Linked DNA regions of Homo sapiens: regions 1, 3 and 4 are each linked to region 2. A link is a contact called in ENCODE Hi-C or POLR2A ChIA-PET data. All regions are on one chromosome and are shown on one strand. The core of a region is the stretch at or near the end of the contact, and the rest is flanking DNA. Distances in the headings are between cores, read along the strand shown. Region 1 holds the start of KLHL7-DT (KLHL7 divergent transcript). Region 2 holds the start of CDCA7L (cell division cycle associated 7 like). Region 3 holds the start of HYCC1 (hyccin PI4KA lipid kinase complex subunit 1). Region 4 overlaps HYCC1 (hyccin PI4KA lipid kinase complex subunit 1).

Evidence for each region. Hi-C counts contacts between places; a loop is a spot of excess contacts on that map. ChIA-PET counts read pairs that join two places held with the same protein, here RNA polymerase II (POLR2A). Pooled maps may share reads with other maps.
Region 1: a map of naive thymus-derived CD4-positive, alpha-beta T cell shows a loop between it and region 2 (6-fold over the local background). The contact joins the promoter of KLHL7-DT here to the promoter of CDCA7L in region 2. A Hi-C loop is called at or near these places in 1 of 168 maps with a recorded cell type or tissue (naive thymus-derived CD4-positive, alpha-beta T cell), 1 of 37 single-sample maps with no recorded cell type and 8 of 50 pooled maps. POLR2A ChIA-PET finds 5 or more read pairs at or near these places in 1 of 52 experiments (CD4-positive, alpha-beta T cell).
Region 3: a loop to region 2 is called in a map of B cell, with 5 times the contacts of the local background. The contact joins the promoter of HYCC1 here to the promoter of CDCA7L in region 2. A Hi-C loop is called at or near these places in 4 of 168 maps with a recorded cell type or tissue (B cell, GM12878, OCI-LY7 and 1 more), 10 of 37 single-sample maps with no recorded cell type and 14 of 50 pooled maps. POLR2A ChIA-PET finds 5 or more read pairs at or near these places in 2 of 52 experiments (PC-9 and activated naive CD4-positive, alpha-beta T cell).
Region 4: a pooled map shows a loop between it and region 2 (3-fold over the local background). The contact joins the enhancer-like site here to the promoter of CDCA7L in region 2. A Hi-C loop is called at or near these places in 1 of 37 single-sample maps with no recorded cell type and 3 of 50 pooled maps. POLR2A ChIA-PET finds 5 or more read pairs at or near these places in 1 of 52 experiments (GM12878).

The regions. Positions count from the first base shown.
Region 1 is chr7:23,104,445-23,109,656 of GRCh38, reverse strand. KLHL7-DT (KLHL7 divergent transcript) reads left to right here and starts at 3,954. Exons shown (of 3, transcript NR_046220.1): 1 at 3,954-4,098. It overlaps KLHL7 (kelch like family member 7), which reads right to left and starts at 3,872. Exons shown (of 11, transcript NM_001031710.3): 1 at 3,511-3,872. The coding sequence starts at 3,630. RefSeq lists enhancers at 2,926-3,005, 2,711-3,697, 3,486-3,765, 3,886-4,075, 3,698-4,684.
Region 2 is chr7:21,942,884-21,947,681 of GRCh38, reverse strand. CDCA7L (cell division cycle associated 7 like) reads left to right here and starts at 1,783. Exons shown (of 10, transcript NM_018719.5): 1 at 1,783-1,901. The coding sequence starts at 1,878. RefSeq lists enhancers at 1,185-1,434, 1,119-1,829, 1,825-1,974 and a silencer at 2,115-2,164.
Region 3 is chr7:23,011,418-23,016,208 of GRCh38, reverse strand. HYCC1 (hyccin PI4KA lipid kinase complex subunit 1) reads left to right here and starts at 2,079. Exons shown (of 11, transcript NM_032581.4): 1 at 2,079-2,284. RefSeq lists enhancers at 1,749-1,928, 2,089-2,278, 2,696-3,377 and a silencer at 2,469-2,738.
Region 4 is chr7:22,989,934-22,995,160 of GRCh38, reverse strand. HYCC1 (hyccin PI4KA lipid kinase complex subunit 1) reads left to right here. Exons shown (of 11, transcript NM_032581.4): 2 at 4,022-4,100. The coding sequence starts at 4,050. Among named protein-coding and RNA genes, the nearest start is that of HYCC1, 22 kb to the left of the region's middle. RefSeq lists enhancers at 2,113-2,192, 5,223-5,227. Within about 2 kb of position 1,565, at least 2 of the 41 ENCODE cell types and tissues checked have a DNase peak (open chromatin) inside an H3K27ac peak, as active enhancers do; they include GM12878, where a contact is called at or near this core.

The sequences.
Region 1 (5,212 bases), core at 2,705-5,204, 1.2 Mb before region 2:
AGATGAGAATACAGAAGCAAAGTCATTTTAGCCGGAAGGTGAGCCCAGTTAACTGCCCAGTATCTAATTGTGAAATCAGCTTTGTAGTTCTCTCACATAACTCTCAATAAGGACTTTAACATAAGCTTTCAAGTTCCAGTTATGCTTTAATTCATTTAATGTGGAGAAACTATAAACTATGGTGGTACTCAGGAAGGTCTTAAAACATCTTCCTCCAATGTTAAGAGACTCCTGGACTTCATTAACACAAAAGAAGAGTATGGCAACAGCAATGTGCATGTGCAATAGTGACTGTGACCCAGACCTGCCTTGTAAAGCCTCTATTTTACATATCAGGTAATAACATTAATCTAAGCAAAAAGTTAAAGAAATAAATGAAAAGGTACTCAATCCAATTAAATAAGATGCTCCTATACACCCAGTTAGAATGGCTAAAGTGATAAGACTGACAACATCAAGTGATGGCAGGGATGCGGAGCAAAAACCTCTCTCACACACAACTGGCAGAAGCGTAACATGGTACAATCACTTTGGAAAACTACACGACGATATCTTTTAAAGCTGAAGGTGGTATAGCTTATGACTCAAAAATTCCTGTTTGGTATTTCCCAACACAAATATTAATACATACATATGCATACCAAAAGGCATGTACAAAGTGTACAAAAATGTTCAAAGTAGTACTAGTCTTAATAGTTCCAAACTAGAAATAACCCAAATGTTCATAATGATAGAATGGATAAATTGTGCTATATTCATTCAATGGGATACTATATACCACAAGGATGAAGTAGCGCTACACACAGCACAGATGAATCTCACAAACAATGTTGGCTTTAAGAAAACAAAACACAAGAGTTTATGCCATATGATTACATTTATATAAGTTCAAACACAGGAAAAACCCACTTTTTGCCGATGTGCTGCAGACTTTCATGAATGCACCACACACCAAAGACAGAACAAAGAGCTCCTCTTAATAACAGGGGTGCATAGTGCCCTTAGAAGATGGCATGGCATGGTATTTATCAATGGTTGCTTCTGCTCTAACTTCGATGGTTACAGAGTTAGAATAGTTGTTACTACTGTGGGGTTGGTGACTGAGAAGGGCATAAGGGGGGACCTCTGGTGTACTGGTCATGTTCTCGTCTTGTTGGTGGGATGTGCACTTTGTAATAATTGAGCTATACATTTATGATTTGTGCCCTCTTATATGTATCCCATACTTCACTGGAGAGTTTACTTAGAAACAAAAGGCTAGAAATGACAAAAACAATGTAGGAAAAGGCTTTAGAAGAAGCCGAGGCTGCTGGCTCTGCAGAATCCCCTTTTGCCTCTATGTATAGAATCGGCCACTATACTACAGAGAGATGGAATGACCCAAATCATGTTATCTAAAATAACAAAATGAAATAATGAGAGAGCAGGATTGGAACTGAGGTATGCTAATCTCACAATGTTCTCAAATTCTTGAAGGAATGTTTCTGGATGTTTACAGAGGGGTCCTTGTCATCTAGGCACTCATTATCCTGATCCTTAAAGCAATGAGATTGTAAAGGGATGTAAAAGTAGTCATAACACAAAAATATTTACTAAAGAACAAGAGCACTTATAAAGTTGGTCCTCACTCAAACATTCCTACTCTGGCTCAGACCAGCCACTGTTTCTGCCAATTCCCATCAACTGCCCTTGTCAGTCATTCTCGGTCAATTGTTTCCTGTGTTATGATGTTAAACAGGACAATACAATATAACCATAATGTAAATCAATTGCGAAGTGAAACTGCACATCTTGCAAAAGATGCATGATTCCATGAAGTTGATAAAAGTGCTATTGGAGAACTGTTTGAATCACATGCCAAACCACTGACAACAGGAGAACCTGGCAGATTAAGGTCAGTTAATCATTGTGGAGGGGACCCCTGGTTGTTCACCAGGTAACCATTTTTTCCTTCCTACTCAGTAACAGAACCCTGATTTTTCAGTAATTGTACTTCTATTGTAACGGTAAATAAGTGATGTTAATATACTCCAAAGCTAAGAAATGTGAGTCACTTTTTAAATCCAAAGAGCTAAACGGACAGTCTCAGATAATCCTCTGCTCCTCAAGTAAATATTTGCTGCTGCAATCCAGTTTCACCCTATTTAGGGATTAAGGCAATGCTTTACAATGCTATGATCCACGAATGAAAACATATATTCGAGGGAGTGGGAGGGAACCTAATGAGTCTTCAACGAGTTTAAGCCCTGGTTAACTATGTTCAACTACCATTACAGGCAGGCAATAGCTAAATGCACCAGCAATTTGAAGTCTGTGGTATTGTAGATACAAAAAGGTTTACATGAAAGGAACATGAATTTGAAAATAGATACATGAAAGTCAGTTACATAAATTAACGAATTCAGGCATTCACAGTACTTCAGCACAAAGGCCAGGCCAGGAAAGATTTAAAAGCATTCCCACAGACTGCACTGGTGCACTGTAGCAGGAGCTGGTGAACAAAGACAAAATCCCAGCAGTCAGCGTTTGCTTATAGAAACCAGAAGTTAATATCTTCATAAAAATCTTAAATTCCTCTACTGTTGCCCATATTCCCAGCAGAACCACCAGACAAAGCAAACTAGGTTTTGCAGTTACACATAACTCACATCCTGCTTTGTCCCCTTGAAACAGGATCCCAGTCAACAAAACCCAAACATTCCCACAAATCTACTTAGATGTGTATTATCTATAAATAAAGCTTACAGAAAGGAAAAAGTGACTTTCTATGCTTATCGGTGTAGATGTTATGGAATTAAAAAAAAAAAAAGCCTCTTTGTTTCACCTTCGCCAGCGTTAAAATCCGTTCTTTTCATAACCCACCTTTCGCCGATGTGCTGCAGAATTTCACGAATGCACCACACACCAAGGACAGAACAAAGAGCTCCTCTTAATAACAGAGGCGCACAGTGCCCTTAGAAGATGGCATGGTATTTATCGATGGCTGCTTCTGCTCTAAATTAGCACGAACAGGAGGACTCCTCTTCAACTAGCTCCACCGGGGAACACAGGAGGGGGCGGGGATCCTTATTTAAGAGCAGCTGATGTCAGGCCAGCAACTCTCCTCCCTTTGGGGGCTTCGGTTTGGGCTATGCCAACGGGTTTCTTCACACAAGATCTCACGGCACCTTAAAACGGCTCGCCAATGGAAGGATCCTCGCCCCACAAAGAGATAACTAGGGCAGAGCTGTTACACAACCGATACCCGACGGCGAAAGCCAGCCTGAGGAGTCCCCCAGGAGTCTGACTTGGGAGCTACATCCTCGGCAGACGAGAAGCACTTTTGCTCGAGAATTGTTTTACGCGCCCCTCTACCAACTGCGGAATCGCTCGCCTGCGAAAACGGAAGGAGGGGCGAGGACAGAGAAAGAGGGGCGCGATCCACAGGGCGCGGGGTTCCACCCCGGGAACCAGGGGCCCGAGCCCCGGACCACCTCCCACCGTCGTCCGTCACTCCCACAGAGGCGGTACCTGTTTCCGCATGTTATTCATGACGCCCATGAAACCCGCCAACAATTTAGCTTCTTCCCGAGCAGCAAGTTTCTTCTCGGTCTTCTTCTTGCTGCTCTTCTCCACCCCAGAGGCTGCCATCCTCCCTCAGCTCGGTTCACGCCCGGGGCTCGCCGGGCCGGGCGAGGGGTCGCACTCTCTGGGCACACTGGGGATTCTATCGACCAAACACGGCGATCGGCAGTGCAGCTGCAGCGCCCAGCTCTGGAACGCGCGGCAGGCGGCGGTGGCTCGGCCACTGCCGAAAGACAAGGCCGGGCGGCCCCCTTAGAAACGCTCAGGGAGCGACGCTACCAACTGGGCTGCGTCCCCGGGCAGAACCCGAGCCCTGCCCAGGAGCCTGCGCACTTCGCGCAAGGAGGCGGGGGCACTATGAGGAGAGTCAGGGGCGGGGCCTGACACGTCACAGTGGCGCGCCGTTCCGAGCAATGAGACTGCAGGCACAGGTGCGGCCGGATTCCCTGTCGCTGTCCCGCGCTGAGTGAATTTTGCCTCGGAGCTGGTCCGAGGTCGCGCCTGCTCTTTTGTGTGCCCAAGGCAGATTTCCAGGTTTCGGTTACGTGATTATCTTTTTTTTTTTTTTTTTTTTGATAATTGGGTTGTGGAACATGCAAAGGTGTCTCCCATCAGTGTAAGGCTTCATGGGACAGGGTCGGTGTTCAGTGCAGTATCTGAGCCTGGTGTATGGTAGGCGCTCAATAAATATTAAATGATGAAAGGATATTACTGCAAGTTAAAGTCATGTTACACGGAGCACAAGATTTATTTTCGTGGGATTCATAACGCAAGAGCACACAGTCCCGTTGGTGTCTCCTTGGCGTGCAATGAATGTCTGCCTAACTAGGCTGGCTTACTGTGTGTTTACAACTGAAATCAGTTGTCAGTCGGTTCTAGAAATCTTCAGTTAGGCTTCTCTAAGTGTTTTACGGGAACACGGAACTCAATCACAGCCCTCATGGAAATGTTTTTTGTAACCATATTCTTTCTACTGTATAGTAATATACAGGATTATTTGAAATTGTACATTATTTAACATTATGAAAACTTTATATCTCATTGGTTTTCCTCCTCGGTCTATATAGGACTATACAGAGACATTTTATGTAAAATAATTTACACCATTGAGGCTTTTTTTTTTTTTTTTGGAGGCAGGGTCTCGGCCCTGTCGCCCAGGCTGGGGGTGCGGTGCAGTGGCTAATCATAGCTCACTGAAGCCTCAGCACTCCTGGGCTCAAGCAATCCTCCCATCTCAGCCTCCCAAGTAGCTGAAACTACAGGCGTGCAACACCACTCTGGGCTAAGTTTTAATTTTTAAATTTTTTTGGTGGTGGTGGTGGTGGTGGTGGTGGTGGTGAAGAGGTCACACTATGTTGCCCAGGCTTGTCTCGAACTCCTGGTGTTATGCAATCCTCCCGCCTAGGCCTCCCAAAGTGCTGGGATTACAGGAATGAGCGGCCAGGCCTGGCCCACAGTATACTTTTCTTGTTGAGGACAAACCATATAGCATAATCCAGATGAAAGAGCAAGCTATATATACGCCTCAATTTTTACAAAAGAGTAAGATACTTATGTCTCTGTACTCTTTATCTTTCTTCTATTAATCTAGAGGTTCTCAGATGTGCCTCTATTTTAACTAGTTGATTTGGGGATTTCAGGTGAACCC
Region 2 (4,798 bases), core at 534-3,033:
AAAAAAAAAAAAAGAGGAAGAAGAGCTCTGATTGAATTAATTTTCACTCTAAGCTTCCTGGCAGCCAAAGGGAAAAAATACAGAAAAATGGAAAGAATGTTGGATCTGGAGGCATAAGGAATGGTTTTCAGTTTGGCAGTCTGCTGCTGTCACTTAGTGGCAGGGTGGCAGGGATCTCTTAATGTATTTTCTTAGATTCTGTTTCCTTATTTTAAAAATGTGGACAATAAGGATCTGGAAGGATATTGAGAGGATTCAAGGAGATACTGCATGTGAAGGAAAACTCTAAAGCATAATAAAAATGAAGTGGCCATAATGAATAAATAACATTATCCAATAAAAACAAAACATTTTAAGTCACACAATGTTGTATTGGTTTTACTACCACCAGGAAGTGAGAACACTGAGGGCTGGAACATGAAAGCACATAACACATGTTGTTTGCTGAACTAACCAAAGGAAGGAAGGAAACCTTTTCCATGTTTTCTCTTCAAGCTTGAGTAAATGTTTGGCAAATTTCATTCACTCGTTCAATAAAGAAAAGATGAACGTCAGATCCTAAGCAGCTGAGAGGGGCTGCAGAAGGTCCTATGCGTACAGGATGCTCTACTGTAAACCTATGACCACGGTTCTAAATAGGTGTGCAACACTGTCCAGCAAACCTGCTGTGATTTCAGGACAACTTCATTTACCATTCTCCCCACTCTCTACTTCAACTCTCCCACAATTTCCACAAACTTAATTCCTCACTCTTCATATCTGAACTCTAAGAAGTATTCCCTGACCTCTATCAGATTGTCTTCCTATTTCACACCACCATTAATACCACTTGCCTTTTTTCTCATGGCATCATCGCTCCAAATTTACATTTATTTGCATCATCATTACATTTGTCATTGATAGTGGTATCAAATTAATATTAATTATAAATCTAATTTATAAAATTTACATCGTTATTACACTTATTTGCATCATTATTGTATTTATTTAGAATAATGCAATTAGGTTGGTAACTGGCTCTCAGGCTGTAAACTCCAACAGAGCAGGGGCCTGTTTTTGTTCACCCTTCTGTTCCTAGGACTAGCCCAGTGCCTGATGCTTAGTAGATGCCGGGGTCAATTCTGTTAAATTAGTCAGCATTCCTGACCTCTACAAACTCTTTGTCTGGTGGGTGTGGAGGCCTACTGTGTAATGGCCGTCTAAAGTTTCAGGCGGGTTTGCATCTGTCCACCTGGGCCTTGGTAAAGAAACCTGGGTTGCCTGTTCTGCAAAGTGAACCCTGTAGCAAATGTTTTGGGAGACAGAATCTTCCCAAAGAGAACCCTGCCCCGTTACAACAACAAAACAAAACAAGCCCCAAAGCCGCCCTACAATATTTGCCTGGATCAGAGACAGGGGTTGCAGCAGAAGCTCGCGCCCCAGGGCATGACCTGGAATAAACCCTGCCAAGTATCCAGCGCGCGTGCCAGCTGGAGGCTGCGCCGGGACAGCCCCCTCATTTCTCCCGCGCTAAACCCCGCCGGACGGCTCCACTCCCTCCCTCTGCTGCAGGGGGGAGCCCGGCGCCCTAACACTGGTAATTGCTCTTGCCGCGCCCAACTGCAGCCCCCTCTCGCGCCGCCTGCGAAGACAAGGTCAGTGGCCGCGAAGTTGGAACGTGATCGGAGCCACGAGGCCCAGTGAGGCGGCACCGAGGGGGCAGCGCAACGCGCTCCCCCTGTCCAGGGCGTCAAGTGCGCCCCTCCCGGGGCCCGCCTGTGCTCCGGGCGGAGCGCGCTAGCTGCTCGGGCGCGGGGCGTTCTTGGTGCGCCGGGCCGTGGTGAGTCCGGGCTCCCGTGGCCGCGTGCTGGGAGGAGACTGGAGCCCGGTTAGGAAGAATGGAGTTGGCGACTCGCTACCAGGTGAGGGTCCGGCCGCCCGCCGCCGTCCGGACGCACCCACAGTTTGACTTCCCTTTGCCACCCGGTCCTGCTGGCCTTGGGCTGGAAACGTGGCCCTTGGCTGCGGCACTGGGGATCTGGCGCGCCCAGCCGGTTGAGTGCCGGAGTGGGCGCGCCCTGCAGGTGTGCGCAGTGGGTCACGTTTGTGCTACGCGGACCACAGAGGCCGGTCGCCCCAGCACACAACCGCGCTCAGCCTGGCGCTCTGCTCAGTCTCGGGTGGCCGCCGGGGGTGCAGGCGGGGAGCTAGCGGGGCGCAGCGCCTGCGTTTGCAGCCCTCGTGAGACGGGGGAGGGGCTTTTTTTGTGCACTCCCCACACTTTCTCCGGGAATTGGCACAGAGATCAGGAAGCTTAAGAAAGTTGTAATTTTTTTTTTTTAACAGTCGATCGCCAGACCAGTCCAACTTGGATAATGGAGTTTAAAAATAATAACTTTAGTGTTTATTCTAGAACTTTTGTAAACGTTTTCAAGGAATTAGTAACCATTTGGGGGAAATGGTAACGTCATTGGGCCGAGTTAAACAAGCTGCAAGATCCCAAATCATATGCACAGCACGACCCCAATTACGCGTTAAGGGCCTAACTCGTCTTTAAAACTCATTAGCAAACACTTGAGTAAGTTCCCCCAAACGTTTCAGTGAGTAGTGGGAATGTGAACGTGACTTCAGTTTTCTCTTTTTACTTCTTAAAAGAGCTTTTCTCTACGTTATCGTAATGGAGATACATGTTTACTTAGAAGTAAGCAATAAAAACATTTTTCATAAGAACTAAAAATACAACCTTTAAAAAGGGAAACAAGCAGCCACGCCTCTGCTTGTGGGAGCACGGAGATGCTTTGTGCGAGGATTGTTTTTTTTTTTTTTTCCACTTGTTTTATTGAGAGTCGCGAGACTCACTGCTTCCACCTTGCTTCCGACTGGTGTTTACTTTCCTCCACCTGCGTGCCTGGCCCGGGAGAAGGGGAGGCGGGGCCGCCAGCGTTGGAAGGCGCAGAGTGCCCGGCGCCCGAGCCCAAACCGCTGTCACCTGCCCGAGTCTGGCGGCAAAGACTGAGCCACTAACGGTAGCTTTGGCCTTTTAGTAATTTCTGAAGCCTTCCTGAAAATGGTCGCTTGAGAAAAATCTGTTGTTGATGTTTCTGAGAATATTTTTAAAATGCCTCCTGTGAGATAAACTATTAAAAGCAAGGGAAACAGTAAAGCCTACGGAATGAGACAGGGTTCGATTTTTTATTTTTTGCCACTGGCTTTTACCGTGTATTAGCATCCTTTTTTTTTTTTTTTTTTTTTTGGAGACGGAGTTTCGCTCTTGTCCGGGGTGGAGTGTAATGGCGCGACCTCGGCTCACTGCAACCTTCGCCTCCCGGGTTCAAGCAATTTTCCTGCCTCAGCGTCCCGAGTAGCTGGGATTACAGGCGCCCGCCACCACGCCTGTCTAATTTTTTGTATTTTTTTTTTTTTTTTAGTAGAGACAGGGTTTCACAATGTTGTCCAGTCTGGTCTTGAACTGCTGACCTCAGGTGATCCACCTGCCTCGGCCTCCCAAAGTGCTGGGATTACAGGCGTGAGCCACCACTTCCGGCTGGCGTCCTAACCTTCTAGGAGTTTCTGTTGCTACAGGACTAAAAACAAAAAACAAACCCTCTGGATGGAGATTTGAGCTCCTTGTGAGTTTAGTCAGAAAATGTATCTGGAATTTATCACTCCGGAGCTCCTTGTGAATGTAATCAGAAAATGTTTCTGGAATGTGTCACTCCTGTTGTTAAGCTGGAGAGTTCTTTGCACTTCCACTACTGATATTCATAATTCATGCTTAGGAAACTCAGAAGTCCCAGAATGTGTAGTTGGAAGTGAGCGTTTACTGCCACACAATGAGGCTAATTTTTGGTAGTTCTAAAATGTTAAATAAACTATTTATCATGTAGGGGTTACCCACAAATTATATCCGATCCATTATGCACCAATTAAGGCAAATTACTATATGTAAGATGATCAGGGTTTTTTTTTTTTTCCTTTTCTGAAGACCTAATTGGCAGTGCAAATCAAAGATGTGTGATGGTTTTTCCAGTGGAAATGTTCCTGTTCATCGTAATTTAAATGTGCACAGATTATAGTCTCTAAATTAGTGGAGAGTGGTTCTGTGGGGTGGGCAGGTGACTGCGGATAAGAACACTTAATGAACATTTCAGGCACAGCAAGATGTTAAATTCGTGTGGTTCCACCCTGTCCCCCAGCCTTATGAATAAAGCAATGTGATGAACCACCTGAAGTGGCATTACTGCACATCAAATGTCGCTCAGCTCAGTGTGCAGTGGGTTTTCATCTCACACATTGGAGTAAGTATAATTTCTATCGCTTGGAAAGCGCAGAGCTAAGTGTTTCAGCAAAGCAGCTTAGGCCTAATGTTATGAGTAAGAAGCAAACAAGGAGACTCATTTACTCTGAACTACTTTCGAGTCTGCTTTCCTGCCATCCCACCAGTGTGTTGGATTTGATGTCCTCTGACAGTGATTACGCTTCCCCCAGGCTGTAGTCTTGTCGTGCTGACCACTGTGTCTTTGTGCTTTTATATAAAATGACAGAAATAGCTCGTAAAGGCAAGGGTGTGATCCCTGACTAAGAGCTGTCAACAGTGCAGCTCATGGGAGCTCCAGCTTGCTGCAGCTCCGTAGGAGAGAAACTGGTAGGCACTGAATGTCAGTGTTCTCCTCGTACTCTGTTCTAGCTCCAGAGTACAGGATGGCCCATTTGAGAAGGAAATGATGCTAAATGTTCTTGTAAATAGGCAGGAGCACGCTGTTGAAGGGGTAAAGGGGTATTTTTCTGGTATTGGTCTCTTAGCTGCAAAGTGCTCCCA
Region 3 (4,791 bases), core at 830-3,329, 1.1 Mb before region 2:
TTTTTTTCTTTGGATTCTCACCATTTAAAAGAAACCTGATTGCATTGTCCACATGATTAAAAGCTGTTGTCTGTCCCTCATTGCCTTAAGAAGAAAATCTAAACCTGAGCTATCCAATATGGGAGTTGTTAAAGTTAAAATTAAAAATTAATGCCAGACATGGTGGTTCACACCTGTAATCCCAGCACTTTGGGAGGCTGAGGTGGGTGGAGCACCTGAGGTCAGGAGTTCGAGACCAGCCTGGCCAACATGGTGAACCCCTGTCTCTACAAAAAATACAAAAATTAGCTGGGTGTGGTGGTGAGTTCATGTAACCCCAGCTACTCAGGAGGCTGAGGCAGGAGAATTGCTTGAACCTGGGAAGTGGAAGTGCAGTGAGGTAAGATCCCACCACTGTACTCCAGCCTGGGTGACAGAGGGAGACTCTGCCAAAAAAAAAAAAAATTAAAAATTGAGTTTCAGCCGTGTATGGTAGTTCATGTCTGTAATCCCAGCACTTTGGGAGGCTGAGGTGGGAGGATCACTTAAGCACTCTACCCCAGTTTGGGTGACAGAGTGAGACCTTGTCTCAAAAATAAATAAATAAATAAATAAATACATTGAGCTCTTCAGTCACACCACATTTCAAGTATTTGATAGCCACATGTGGCTAATGGCTACTATTTTGGACAACACAAATATAGAACATTTTCACCAGTGCAGAAAGCTCTGCTGGACAGTGCTTGTCTGAATATCTTAGTGTAGCTTGTGAGGTCTTTTACAATCTCACCTCAACCTTTTGCTCCAGCCCAATTTTTGGCCGTTCCTCATCATTTAACCCCATCTACCTTCTCAACATTCCACAATGGCTCTGTGCCCTTTCACAGCTCCATGCCTTTGAACATGGTGTTCTCCCTTTCTGAAATACCCTTTGACTTTCTTCTCTGGCAAACTCCCATTTACCTTTTAAGATCCAACTCAAACATTACCTTCCTTGTGGAGTTCGCTGACTTTCCTAAACAGTCATTTCTTGTCCTCTGTTTCCATTGCTCATTGAACCAATCTCTATTGTCCTTATCACTGTAGTTTGTTATTATTTACTCATTAATCTGATCCTCCCTTTGGAGGGGGATCCTATCTGTTTTAGCAATCTGCCCTAATAATTACCTGAAATTGTTTGCTTGATACCCTTTTGATATCAAGTAATATATCTTCTTATTTATGTGCTTGTTATTTATGAGTTCAGCATGTTTGAAAAGTTCACTTAGTGTTTCTGGAGAAATCCTGCCCATTTCTAGTGTAAAGCTAGAATGAACTTCCTGTCTTCTAGGGTGGAGGTCAGTTTTTCTTCTAATTAATCCTGACCAGTCTTGAGAAGGATGTGGTAGGAGAGGTTTACAAGGTCAAAAACAGCAGTACTGTCTGCAGGCGCAGGTTCAGGTGTTCTCGGGTTCCAGTTATTATACAAAACATTTAGTATATGTTCAGAGAAAAAGTAGGGAGGAATGATGGAAAAAATAAAAACAACCCCCATGGAAAGAAAACTGAGGCATCGTATTTGACTTTTTCCAGGCTAAGCCCAAAAGCAATGATGTAGTGAGGGGGAAGTTTGTATTTCCATTTTGCAAAAACGTAATTTTTTTTTCCTCCCGGGATTTGATAAGATTTTGATAAATTCTTGTGAATTTAATTACAGGGAAGTAAATCCTACTGACTAGTAAATTATCAATTTGTTTCTCTTTTCTCACAAAAGAGAAACAAATTGATACCCTTCACATCATCCGGTAAGGTTTATTTTTTTCTGAGAAGGCCATAAGCCCTAACGGCTCAGAATCTAAGAGACCTTCGCTGATTGTCATCGCCTAGCGGCCACCGCAAACCTTACAGTCAATCAACTTCCCTCGGACGCCCGGATCACGCCCATTGCTCAGACCACGCCCACTCAAGGCGCCTCATGGCTCCGCCCCAGGCCCAGCAGAAGAAGATTCTCATTGGTGGAGAAGTTGTTCTGATCCCGCCCCGGAGGACGGCGATAGGCTGAACTGGCGTGGGGCGGTGGTGGTTGGCTGCTTGAGGACGGGTCCCTGGTCGTGCCTGTCAGAGAGGCTGGCGGCAGTGGTGGCTCTCCCGGCTGGGTTGTCAGTCAGTGAGAGGAGGGGGAAGATGGCTCACCGGGACCCGTTCTGCTAGGAAGAAGGGGAGCAGGTGGTGCTGCTACTCGGGAGGAAGCAGAGCAGCCTCCGTCGCTGTCGCTGAGAGCCTCACGAGTCGAGGTCCTGCAGGTGGAGCTCCGGCAGCCGCCCTGGTGAGTCCAGCCGAGAGACCCACGCCGGGCCCCCAGGGCGTCCGGCAACGGATAACTTTTTTTTGTCAGGGAGGAGCCGGGGCGAGGCGGCGGCGAGGACAGGACCGGGACTTTGTCCCTGGGGCCGCGGCTCCACTGGGGGTAACGGCTCCCGCGCGAGGCGCCATGGGTGGGTGCGAGGCGGCGCGGGGCGCTGGGGGCGGCTGGCGGGCGGGTGGGCTGCGGCCGGCGCTGCTCGCCCCGAAGTTGGGCGCAGCCTGCCCGCTGCCTGGAGGGCGGCAGCTTTGTGCGCGCGACTCGGGTCTTTCCTTCCCGGCGAGGAGCAGTCCAGCCTCCTGCTGTGACCCGGGTGCCGCCGCCTCGGCCCCACCGGCCGCCCCTCTGCCGGGTGGGCCTGGGGCGGGAGCCCCCCGTCCCCTCCCTGCCGCGGCGGATGCTCTGGCCTCTGCCTCCTCTCCCACTCGCGCCCTCTACTTCGGCGAGGCCGCCACTGTCCGTCCGGTCTGGTGGCCACAATGGTCACTGTCGACCCCCCGCCCTCGCCCCCTGGAGAGCAGCGTTGGCCCGAGTCGGTCTTTGGTCCCCTGCAGGGCGGAGAGGTTCAGACAGCAGCCACGCTTCCTTCCTTGGTTATTTCGCTGAAGATCTCTTCTTGAGCCCTTGCCCCTTCTTTCTATGAGTTATTCCTCTCCTGAGGCTCATTTTAACATACTCGGGAATCCTCGGGGGTTTGGCTGAAAATGGTTGCATTAAAACACCCCCAAGTTTGTACGCTTCCCCGAAATTTGCTGTCTGCCCGTCAGCTTGCACATGTGTGCTTTGTGAGTTTAGACATTCCTGAAAGATTTTAATTTTGCCTAAGTGGTTTAGTACTGCACAGAATCTGCTCTCTGAGAAATACACTATCACAAGCCTGGCAGCCGCGGCGCTCTTCAGGTAGGGGGAATTTGTTCCACCGGCAGCTACTTCTTATCTCAGAGACTGCCCTACAGGCAGTAGGGCCAAGCTGACCTTTTGCAAATTATTTATCCTTGGATCACACAGTAGTTTTTGGAGCAGGTGGGCCACCTCTTTGGTTCATGTAACACTTTACAGTTTGAGGTTTTCAGCTTTCAAATCTTATTGCCATAAAGTCAGAAAGACTGGGAGGCTTGTTTTCCATGAAAACATTCTACTGCTAACATCCACAGGCACCCCACCTCCCCCGACATTTCCAAGTATTTTTTTTTCTTTAGGTGAATACATTTTAAGGTTTACAGGATGAATAGTAGTCTAAACCACCATATTTTTGAAGTGCAGGCAAAGACAAGGAAGGAAAAACATTTAAGATCTGCTTGGCCAATAGTGGCTTCAAAGTCAGCTATTCAAATAATCAGTTCAATCAAACCAAGTGGCAAGGGGGAAAAGCATCACATATTTAGGAAACAAATTCTGGATTTGGCTCGTTTATCCTTATTCGATTTATTGAAATTACCATGAGGGATTAGAAGGATTAGAAACCTTCTTAGTCATCGGCATTAGCAGTACCTGGATACAGACACCCGATAAGGCATTAGCTGGGTCAGCGTTTATCCTTGCTCTGCTTCCTTTCATTGTTGTATTTCTGTTTTATGAAATTTGCTCTGGGTTGTATTTTTTAGACTGGTGTCTTTGACGGTGAGTTTAAATATATGTACTGTTTTATTCAGCATCCTGTTGCCTAATATTTATTTTATAATGGATCTTAAGAAATTTTAAGAAATCTTAGTATTCAAGACCTATTTTGGGGTATCGTTTATATTTTATAAATGATTGAAATTATATCAAACATAAATTTATTTTTTCACTCTTCCAGGCTGAGTAGGTACTAGGGATACAGAAATGAATGTCATAGCTCTTGTCTTCAAGGAATTTACTATCTAACATACAAGATGTTAGTAACATTACAGTAAATTAACAATTATAATACTATGTAGTCAGTGGGAATAGAGATATGCCTAGTGTAGTAGGAGAGTTTAGAGTAGGAGATAGTTAACTTGCCTTGAGTGTAGGTGGAGTTGGGAGCACACAGCCAAGTTGTGAAGGATGATATGATTTTGCCAAGTGCAGGAGGTAAGTAACTTCCCAAGAGGAGGATATAGTAATTGAGAAGGCAAGGAGGCCTGAGAAACTGTGGCAATTTAGATAAGTCATTGACAATGACGAGTCAGTGTCAATTGACATTGGCAGTTGACAAAGTCAATAACATTGACATTGATATGGCTTGAATGCAGGGGTTAGTAGGAAATGGTGCCAGATGAAGATAGTGAGGGTGGTAGAGGGCCAGATCAGGGAATGGTATCCTTAGCTAAAGGGATTGGATTGAACGTGATAGATGAGAAGCCATTTATTGGATTTGTATTTTAGACCTTTACTGTGGCAGAGTGAGGGAAAAACTAACAAGTCCTAATCACCTATGAGAAGAAAGGAGGACTCAGGACTGTGAAGGTTTGACTTGGGGTTCTGTTGATGGAAATGAGGAACACAAA
Region 4 (5,227 bases), core at 316-2,815, 1.0 Mb before region 2:
AAGAAGAAAGGAGAACACCTACTTTACCTCTAAGCCCAGTGGTTTGTTTCAGGGATGTGTGAGGAAATGCAATCACTATTTGGTAAGCTTGCATGCAGGGAAACTAGTGTCTCATGAAAAGAAGAAAGCAACATTTGAAGAACTGTTGAAGATGTAGAGGATTTTGCTGGTAATAGACTGTAAATTCCAGAGGACCCATGGAAGTATATCGTCCTTCCAGAATTAGGATGGGATGGGAGATGGGAGCAAAACAGAAGATGTACAAAGAGTTATGATGACTAGTGTGTGAGATGAGTGTCATCTAGGTGTCTGTAGCTTCTTGTGGTGCTGGACATAAACAGAGATGAAGGGAATAAAGACTTTAGTCCTGGTGGACCTAAAGCAGACAGTGGTGGTGAGACTGTGAAAGTTTCAGGATAGGGAGGCATGTCATAGACTCCCTTTTGAGTTCTGCAGGAGACAGAGAAGTTTGGGGAGGAACAATTTTATTCTGAGCTTGCATGCGTGCTAAACAAGTGAGTGTCCATGTGAGCTCAGCTATACAATGAGGGCTCCCATTTGATCTCTATCAAGTGGAAGATAAGAGACCCAGGGCTGACTGGTGTTACTAATGTATAATATACATACAGAAAAATGTACAGTTTATGAAATGTTTAGCTTGGCAAATTTTCACCAAATGTATACACTTGAGTAACCAGCACCTAGATCAAGAAACAGACTGTTATCAGAACCGACAAGATAGGCCCCTCAAGAGCAGCCACTATCCCAACTTCTAACACAAATGGATTCGTTTTATCTGTTCTTGAAATTTACATAAATGTAATTATATAGTATGTACTCTGTTTTCCTGCATTCTTTTATCCAACACTGTAACACAGATATAGTTTATTCATTAAAAGTTATATTTTGTTGTATAGAATTTCAGATATTGTACAGTATACTGTAATTTATTCGTTCAACTACTGATGGACATTTGGTTTGTTTCTAGTTTTTGACTATTAAAAAATACCTGCTGTAGCCAAGCATGTGGTACACTCCTGTAGTCTCAGCTACTTGAGAGGCTGAGGTGGGAGGACCCCTTGAGCCCAGGAATTTGAGGCTACAGTGAGCTGTGGTAGCGCCATTACACTCTAGCCCGGGTAACAGAGTGAGACTCTGTCTCTAAAAACAAAACAAAAACAAAAGCCTATTGCTCAGATGAACATTTTCTGAACATAGCTTTCAGAGAACATATGTCCTCATTTCTGTTGAGTATTAACATGGGTAGAATTTCTGGGTTCGTAGAGTATATGTATATATCCTCAAGTTTAGAGGATATTGCTAAAGAGTTTTCCAAGATATTGTACCAATTTGCATTCACATTAGCTGTGTCTGAATATTGATTGCTCCATATCTTTTTCAACACTTGGTGTGATCTTTCATTTTAGCTACACATGCGTACGTGTGTGTGTGTATGTGTGTGTGTGTGTGTGTGTTTGTATGGTGTATTTCACTGTGGGTTTTAACTGACATTTCCCTGATGACTAACAAAGTTGAGCACGTTTCATGTGCTAAGTTTCCATTTGAGTAAGTGATGGTCTTGATTTCCTATAGGATTGTCTACCTTTTTTCTTAATAATTTATGAGTTCCTTATATATTCTGGATATGAGACTTTTGCCATGTATATGAATTGCAGATATCATCTGCCACCCTATGGCTTTGCCTTTTCATTCTCCTAGTGGTATCTTTTGGTGAGTAGAAATTCTTACTTTCAAGGAAGTCCAGTTTATCCTTTTCCCCTCCTTGTGATTAGTGCTTTTGTGCCTCTTGTTTAAGAAACCTTTGCCTAGCCTAAGATTATGAAAGTACTCTCTTGCATTTTCTTCTAAAAGCCTTATGGTTTACTGTTCACAATTAGATCTGTGGTCCAACTGAAACTGTTTTTATTTTTGCATACAGCATGATCTCTAGGGTCATGGTTCTTTTTGTCCTCCCCATGTAGCTATCCAAATAACCTAGCCCCATTTATTATAAAGAGCATCCTTTCCTCACTGAATTTCAGTGTCATTTTTGTCATAAATCAGGTGACCATATATGTGTGGGTCTGTTTCTGGCCACTCTATTCTGTTCCATTGGTTGTTTTCTATTCTTCTGACAGTGCCACCACTGGCTTAATTACTATAGTTTTTGGTAAGTTTTATACTAAGCTTTGCTGTTGGAAGTCCAGGTCCCACAGTTCTGTTGTTCTTCAAGACAGCCCTTGACTGTTCTTGGTTCCTTGTATATTCCTCTTGATTTCTTTTAATTTTTGAAAAATTAACCTTAATTTTAACTGGAGAGTTATTTTGAATTTTTGTAAAAATTTTACCTCCCCATTTCTATGTAACTTGATGTAGTGTGGTTCCATTTGTGATAACTTTCTGTCCTAATTTATTAAACAATGGAATTCATACAAAAGAAAACTTTTGTGCATTTATATTGGCTTTGCTTTACAAATATACATAACAACATAAAAAAAGTAGATACAGGCAGACAGAAAATAACAGTAAGACAAAGAGAATTGGTTATGAAACTCACAGTATTCATAATATAAAAACAAACAAGTTACTCCAAAGGAGAGATTTTCCTAGTACTGAAAACTTAAGATGTGAATTTTCTAGACTCTGTTGGCTTTTAAGGAGGATAAATGTCATCTAGCAGTGCTTTGGTAACATTTTGGACATAATTTCAAAGCCCAGTTTCTCCAAACAGACAGTTCTATAAAATCAATAATACAGTACATATATGTGGTTTTCTGTTAGTCTGACTTGATCCAAGGAGAAATATTTTTTATTTTAAAAATAAAATGCGTATTACCCAAGTAATCTTTTATGAGTGAATGAATGAATGAATGACCAAAAAATGTTTTAATCATGTTTTTTTATGAGAATTAGACAGCAGGAACCTTAGAATGTATTCTTTGACAAGAACCTGCGTTGTTCATTAAGGCATATCTGGATACTTTCGTAGACAGCTGAGCAGAGTTTATAAGAATTAATAATAATAATAATATTGCATAGTGATAATAGTTTGTTGCCAGGAATGGAAATAACTGCTTTTATTTGCATTTTAAAATGTACTCCTCACAATAACTCCTTGCAAATAGGTACTGTCATTATCCCTATTTTGCAGATTAAAAAAAAGTAAGGCAAATATATCTTACCCAAGTAAGTAATAGAATCAGAATTCATTTCTGGCTACTCTACCTAAGTTTCTACTACCTTATAATGCTGATGAAAATTAAGTAGCTTAATGAAGGATTTGTGACTGAATTTGGAAGTTAGGAAATTCAGATAGAGCTCAAGTTTTCCGTCAGGAAATAGTTTCCAAGTCTACTCCCATACAAATGGATAGGTAAAGAAAAATACGTTGTATTTTGACAAACATTTTGCTTGAGATAAAACTGTTCTGCATTTCCTTTAGCTTACTTCTTTAAATTTATACTTAAGTAAATCCCAGTCTTCTGCATCACTGTTGTCAAATATGGTCATTTTGAATATTGTCACTTTTACTTTTTAAAAAATGAACATTACACTTTCAAGAAACCACATGGCTTGCCTAGTTACTGTTGTAAAGAACTGAAATATAAGCAAATTAAATTACTTTAATGCTTTCTATAAAGTCAATTTTGGATGCGTGTCTTCTTATATTTTCACAATTTTGAAATATTTTCTGCTTTCTTTTAAGATAAATGATCTTTTTGAAATTATTTTATTGAAACTAGGGAAAAATGTCCAATATGTTTTGCAGCTGGCATTCCTGAAAACTAAATGAAAATTGGAGAGCCAATTTCATCATGTTATGATATTTATACTTTTGTCAAAATTCTTGCATTTTAAGGCTTGTTTGTGCACATTGGTTTTGAAATGAATTTAGTAATTTATGTTTGAAACTCATTTCACAAATATGAAGTAAAAACTTTATAGGATTATCTCTGTTCATAGTAATCTGACTAAATAAAATATATTCAAAACGTTAACATTTTTCTATGTTAATTTTCAGGTTGAAGGTTTAGAACAGATGTGGAAAAATGTTTACTTCAGAGAAAGGGGTTGTGGAGGAATGGTTGTCAGAGTTTAAGGTAATATTTACTGTTCTACTATAGTAATTATATTCCAAGGAAGTTTTGTCTGGCGTTTAAATTCCAGTGATTTTTGTATTTTATATGACTGAAAGGCTAAATATCTGTGGAAGTATTTTCTATCAAATCTCAATAGAGAGTTATTTACACATAGTAATCTTTTCTAGGAAATTGATTCCTTTTTTCCCCCAAGTGGTTCAAAGAGTTTATTCATTTGTTTATTTTCTTTCTTTCATGGCAATACCACAAAGTAGTTAAAGTCTCTGAATGTTGATGTCATTCTCCAGCGACCATCAGTGATTCATTGTCAAAATGTTTCTTCCAGTTTGGAGGGCAGTGGAACTGGGGTGACCAACAATGAGGAGAGGATGGGAAGATATTTGCTCAACTTTATACCAGTGAATCTTTCTCTAGTTGGCTAACCCAGTGGCTATATAAGGGGTGTATGACCTTTGATTAGTTAATGAAGAAAATAAAACATATTTTCTTGTCTCATGAGCTTTTCTCTAGGATAGCTAAAATAGTATTTCTTTAATCAGCTAATTACTTTTCTCTGTCCTTATGTGACACATAATTATGTGCACTTGCATGATCATGAACCACAGGAATGAAGAGTTTGGGCTGCAACTATCAGTTTGATTTTGTCCAGCCCAGTCAGCCCAAGACCTATAAGGACAAAGTTACAGTCTGACAAAGTCAGGCTTATTGGCTTGTTGCATTGAGAGAGATTGCCCAACAGACACCATGGGACCATCTCACCAAACCAAAGAAAAGATAAAATTATAGTAATTTGGAGGAAGGGTAGAGTTTAGGTGAAATTTAAATGAAACGGTATTCTGGTAGACTCAAAACAAAGCAGGGCTATTTATAATGGGGTGAACATCTGGTCTGGCCTTCAAAGTAGACCCAGGATCTTGTTGTCTTGAAAACTACAAAGTTAATGTAGATTTGAAATGTTATGTTCAGAAACTCCATATTTATATCTCTGCACCTGGGTTGAAAATCAAGGCTGCTTCTCTATGTCAAAGTGACTTCGATGCTCTAGGCAAGAGTGGGATGTTTTGTTCTTACTGATACATGTTCAACAACAAACTTTTTTATAATCTGTGATTTTAGATAACAAGTCA